2 separate regions of the Mus musculus genome follow, and region 1 is linked to region 2. A link is a loop called in an ENCODE intact Hi-C map of the cell type or tissue named here. Cell type or tissue: heart. All regions are shown on one strand. Links, peaks and the distances in the headings refer to the core of each region. The heading gives the core; the rest is flanking DNA.

Region 1 (2,901 bases), core at 283-2,782, 130 kb after region 2:
GGGGAGCAGATCGTTTCCGTTAAATGCCTTTCTCAAGGTCACGACGGTGCAAAAACCACCGGGGAAAGAGGATCTCAGGTCTCCGACCTTTCTGCACTGGAAAGGCAGCACGGCGCAACGTGCTCCGCTCTGCTCGAAATCCCAACGCCACAAGGTTTTCGGGTTAAGGATGGACACCCCGAATGCTCTCCACCGAGCTCCACCGGACTTGGGTACCCCGTGGCGTTCCCGTCCGCACTCCCGCCGTCCCAGTCCGAGCGCCACTGCTCTGAGAGGGGCCAGTGAGGGTCACTTACCGTCGCTCTCCGCCCTGACGAGCAGGGACATGCCCTTCAGCCTCTCCACGTAGCCGGAGGACACATGGCCAGTACCCCGGTCGTCCCACTGCCGGTCCTCGTTGAGCGTGTAGACCTTCACCCGCCGTCGGGTGTCGGTCATCGTGCCGGCCGGGGGCCCCGCCCGAGTGGCCCAGGGACAGTGTCCAGAAAAGGCGGGCGGCCGCAAACGGGGAACTCCGGGACCTCAGTGCCACCGCTGGCCGCCGCGGAGCTGCGCCGCCGCTCGCATGGCCCGCTCCCGGGTCCGAGCCCCGGGCCGCCGCCTTCTCTCGTCTCCTTCTCCCCGGCGCTATTGTCCAGGCCGAGCGAGCGCGGCCGCCCAGCAGCCCCGACAGGGAACGCGCAGCACTACGCAGCCTACCGGCCCGCCGTTCCAACGAGGTGCGGCTCGGTTCACAGACCCGCTCCGGCCTCCACCATGACCTCCGCAGAGCCGCTTTCCCGCGCCGCCGCCTCCTCAGGCCGCCGCCGCCATGTTTTCCTCCCTTGTACCTGGCCCAGCCGCTGCAGCAGGAAGCCCCGCTCCGCTCCTCCCGCTTAAAGCATCCGAAGCCGGTGAGGTAGCACTTCCCGGGAGACTCCGAACGCCTCTGGCCACCCGAGAACCCCTGGCTCTTCTTAGAAGCCGCCTTCCCTACTCCGCCGCCTCTTCCGTCTTCCTCACAGAGCCAAAGCCGCCGCCATCTTGGCTCGCCCCTCAAAAGCGGCGCGCGGGGCCACCTAGGCAGTAGCGGCAGGGGCGGCCCGCAAGCCCCACCACTTAAAGCGACAAGACGGGAGCCGGCAGCTTCGCTCCGGCCGAGGCCTTGCACCGAGGCGGGCGCGGAGCTGCGGGGGTGGCGGGAGCGGAGGAGGCGGGACGCGAGTCGCGCCGGTGACGGACCGGGACTCCCTCGCGCTGCCCTGCGCGTACTGTCGTGCAAGCGCGGGCTGCGTGTGCGTCCGTCGCACTTTGAATTCGTCATCACCTCGGCTCCGGGCGGGGAAGGGGTGTGGAGTCTGTTGGCGGCTTCTGGAGCCAGACTGGACTCTGATCCCGGAGCTCGTCCTTTCCCGTGCGAGCCTTCTCCGGACGCTTTAGGGAGGACCTTTGCAGTCGGCCCTGGGGGCGCGGGCTGCTGGCGTCCTCCTCGTCCTCCCCCCGCCCTCCTCCTCCTCCTCCTCTTCTTCCCTTGGCCTGAAATAGAGAAGTTTCTGAGAGAGGACCGTTTGGACCGCGAGGTTGGCGGGATGCAGTGAGGCACGCAATGGCCGGGCAAGTCTAAAACCCTCGACGCGGTGTTCACGCGTGGCACTGCTCCCCGGGATCATTCTGAGCACTCACCTCACAATAATCAGCGGTTATCTCCCTTTCTCTGTCGGTTATCAAAGCTGATCGTCTGTAGCCCTAGGCTGGTTTGTTTGTTTTTTTAAACAAAATAACAAAACACATCTTGAAGGGCTTGCAAAGATAAATGCCGTACTGTATGAATAAGATGAAATTCTTTGTTTTTTTGTTTTTTTTGAAACACAGCCTCACAATGTTGCTCTGACTGGCTGAAGCAACGTATGCGAGAAGCTGGGATCTTTCTTAACCCACACCAGAGACAAGTGCTCGCAAAGACATACCTGAAATCATTCACCAACAAAACTCGGAAGCATGTAAAAACAAAGCAGTTGCTGTTTCTAAATACCAGAATGCAATCCTTTCAAGCATCTAGATGGAGCCCATGAGCTCCAAGCAGAGCAGGTTAGCAGTATGGCCCTCTATGCTGATTATTTTATAGCAATGCTTCTAACCTTCCTAAAATGCTCTGACTCTTTTATAACACAGTTTCTCTTGTTGTGGTGACCCCTCCCTCACTATAAAATCATTTTGTTGCTACTTCGTAACTGTAATATGCAGGATATCTGCTGTGTCCCGTGTTTGACCGCCAAGGGATCGAGACCCACATGTTGAGAACCACCTTTTTAAAGGCCCTTGGAGACTGACTAGCAGAGCTTACACAGTGAATAGTTTCTTATCTGCCTTGACTCTTTACCCATCAAAGAAGAAACTGTTGCTTTCATCCCTCTGAAACTGTTTTGCTGGAGTACAGAACCCAATAGAACACACCTAGCCAGTCTCAGTATTTTGTCTCCTGGCTTATTCTGATGATGGAAATCATTTACAAACTATTTTGTGTCTTCCAGAGCTTTCCTAAATTGCTATGATCCGGGTCTTCCTCTCCTCTATAAAGTGTCCTTTAGAGACTTTGAATCAGGGTACACCAGGATTTGTACTTCTCAGAATTTCAGAATTGCCAGCTTGTGTTTGGGAACAAGTACTGTGAGGAAATAATTTATTTGGCGTATACTTCTAGGTCACAGTCCATTGCTGAGGGAAATCAGGGCAGGAACTCAAAGCAGGAGCCTGAAGCAGAAACCATGGAGGAATGTTGCCTGTTGGCTTGCTCCCCTCATACTTAGTTTTTTTTTATAAAGTCCAGGACAACCTTACTCAGGGAATATTGCCACCTGCCATGGGCTGGGTGCTCCTACGTCAACTAACAAGCCCCCCCCCCCCCAGACATCCCCAATATCC
Region 2 (2,901 bases), core at 241-2,740:
TTTGATAATGGTGAAATCTATATAAATTTACCATTTTATATGTTTTTAATATTTTAGTGTGTGTGCGCGCACGCACGTGGACACAGAGGACAAGTTGTAGGAGTTGCCTCTCTTCCTAGGCATCGAATTCAGGTTATCAGGCTTGGCAGCACACAGCTTTACCTGCTGAGCTGTCTCACTGGCCTCATGTTCGGCATTTTTAAAGGTTCACCACCACGGCACTAGGGACATGCACGGCTTGGCCACCATCAGCAGGGTCCATCTTTCTCATTCTTCCATACCGAGACTTGGGACAGAATAATATTCACGTTCCTACAGCTTAACAACGGTACCAATAGCAAGTGGCTTGCCACTAACTAAAGCAAGCTCCACGCTGAGCACAAAGGCTTACTCATCAGACCACCCAGCAACCAAGACTCACAACAACATAAATGAGGCCAGGTAAGGCTAAAGCCTGTCTCCTCACATGTCCACTCGGCATGATGATGCAAGCTACAGTTTAAGGGCTTGGTATCACTCCAGGTTACTCGGCTAACAAGCACGAAACCTGCTCCTTAGGCCAGGCCTTTCCAAGTCTTTCTGAGAGGCCATAGGCGCTGCTCAGTGGTAAGGGGTGCGCTCAGTATGTTCGAGGCACTGACTTCAATCCTCCATCCAAGAAGAACAATCTGAAACATTAGAGGCAGGCACAGCTCAACCCTAGCTATTCAGGAGAATGGGGCAGGAGATCACCTGAGCCCAGGAGTTTGAAGCCTGTCTGGGCAGCATAGTGAGACTAACCAACACTATCATTAAGAATAAGTCACTAGCCCAGAGAGACGGCTCAGCAGTTAGGAGCACTGGCTGTTCTTGAGGACCTGCGTTCAGTTCGCAACACTCACATGGCAGCTCATAGTCGTAGCTCCAGTTCCAAGAGATCCAAGACCCTCTAGACTATATACGTGGCCAAAACAAACACATAAGTCATGTGACCAGTGAGTCAAAAGGCATGGATGTCACACAACCTGATGACCTGGGTCTGAGCCCAGCACCACATGGTGAAGGAAGAACCAATTCCCACAAATTCTCCTGACTTCCGCATACGCATACACATATAAATAAATGAAATTTTATAACAATAATAATAGAATAAATAAAACATGTCCATGTCTGAACCTTAACGGGTTCATAAACTATACCAAGCAGTGTGAACTGTTCGGGCCTTTGAAGCAGGCCCTGAGGGTGTGAACTGCTTCTCCAGCCCACCAGGGGGCAGACTTGAAACTTCACAGGAGAGACAATGCTTTTCCCACCCGGTGTGGCTCCCAGTCGCCTCACTCAGCTCAGTACACAGGCACCAAAGCAGACACAACTCAGTGTCCACAGACACAAGTTAACTCAATCCTTTCAAGTTCAGAGCTGGTAAGAGCACTGGAAGAAATAACCTTGGCAGTATTCTCAGGGACCTTTTATCAGCATCTTTCAAACCTACAATAAGCCAACCGCCCCCACCGGCTCTCTAAAGTGCTAAGTCAACACTAACTTGCCATCGGGTGCATGGGAAAGGTGAACAAGGCTATTTTCAAACACAGGAATTGGCTTATTGTTTGTTGGGCTCTGGAGCTTCCTGCTGCAGTGCTGACTGGGGTCCCACACCCTTCCCATAATGGACACCTTATCTCAGGGTACCAGCAGAGGGCAGCAGCACTTGCCAGGAAGGAGGACTCCCCCCCCCCCCCCCCCCAGCAGGGAAGATCCATAAAGAGCCTGGGACTGGGGAGCAGCCGCCACCACTTAGCATTGCCACCAGGGAGATGGGATAAGCAGCAGCCATCCTGCCCAATTATGTAAATGAACAGCGCAAATAATGTCCGGGGTACATTTATAATAAGGATTAGTGACCACTGGGGACACTTCCTGGTGTCAGGGCTTTCTGTCATCGCGAAGAGAGCTGTGATCTGGAAGCTCCTGAGAGTGCATATGGGAAACCAAGAAATCCCAACACTTCATTTGTAGTTTACTTCCAGACATTGGGGCTGCCAGGCCACTTACATTTCCCCTGGGGAGAGCTATAATGAAACAGCTCCAAATGGCACTTGAGGAAATCACATTTAGTTGTGTAAATGTGGGTGGGTTGCTAGGAAGACTCGGAGCCAAAGGCTCAGCTCCGGGGTAAGCAGCAGTGGCTGAGACGGGGCTGGACCCCGGGCACAGGCGCTGCCTACCGTCGGACAAGTCTGCGTTCTTGGACAGCTGCTCCAGTTCCCAGCCAAGGTGGGCCGACTCTTTCATGCTCTGCTTCTGAGCCATCTCCAGAACCATGTATTCTTCCAGCAGCTTCTCAATTTGTTTCTTGTCTGCATCCCGATCCTAGGGCAGAAAGAGGGAAAAGTGTGAGGACGGGTCTGACTGGCCTCAGACGCGCAGTATCTCCTCTCTCCTCTGCAGGTGACAGCATGCTTCCTGCCAGACAGAGAGAGAGCTATAACATTTCTACTTAGGTCAAGAAGGAAGTCCTGGAGCCGGGCGTGGTGGCACACGCCTTTAATCCCAGCACTTGGGAGGCAGAGGCAGGTGGATTTCTGAGTTCGAGGCCAGCCTGGTCTACAGAGTGAGTTCCAGGACAGCCAGGGCTATACAGAGACACCCTGTCTCAAAAAACCAAAAAAAAAAAAAAGGAAGTCTGAGGTCTCAGTGAACACTCTCTGAGCATAGGGACACAAGGAACACTGTGCTGAGACAGGCGCTCTGGTGATGGGTACTTGTTGGTTCTAAGTAGGTCTCTGCAGCTTCAAGTGCTGTGATAGGTATGGCATGCCAATGCTCAACATGAGAGCCACTGAGGACCCCTTGAAAAGGACACACCTGTGTTCACCCTTGCAGAAGAGTGGTTACTTTTGCAGAGGCAACATAAAAGTCAGG

What was found. Peaks named below come from ENCODE experiments on the same cell type or tissue, not always from the same donor. Only the 100,000 strongest peaks of a DNase experiment are listed, where the experiment ranks them.
Region 1: a loop joins it to region 2, with 4 times the contacts of the local background. A loop is called at or near these places in 2 of 42 quality-filtered maps.

Annotation. Positions count from the first base shown.
Region 1 is chr12:101,082,433-101,085,333 of GRCm38, forward strand. Ppp4r3a (protein phosphatase 4 regulatory subunit 3A) reads right to left here and starts at 1,270. Exons shown (of 15, transcript NM_211355.2): 1 at 297-1,270. The coding sequence starts at 438. D130020L05Rik (RIKEN cDNA D130020L05 gene) reads left to right here and starts at 19. Exons shown (of 2, transcript NR_038050.1): 1 at 19-2,067. In heart, for the core only: no CTCF peak of the experiment used is centred there; DNase peaks (open chromatin) are centred at 479 and 1,279; H3K4me3 peaks cover 2,065 bases; H3K27ac peaks cover 1,872 bases.
Region 2 is chr12:100,951,083-100,953,983 of GRCm38, forward strand. Ccdc88c (coiled-coil domain containing 88C) reads right to left here. Exons shown (of 30, transcript NM_026681.5): 12 at 2,205-2,349. Among named protein-coding and RNA genes, the nearest start is that of A630072L19Rik, 14 kb to the left of the region's middle. In heart, for the core only: CTCF peaks have their summits at 1,254 (motif pointing right), 1,618 and 1,825; DNase peaks (open chromatin) are centred at 1,309 and 1,609; H3K27ac peaks cover 300 bases; H3K27me3 peaks cover 1,389 bases.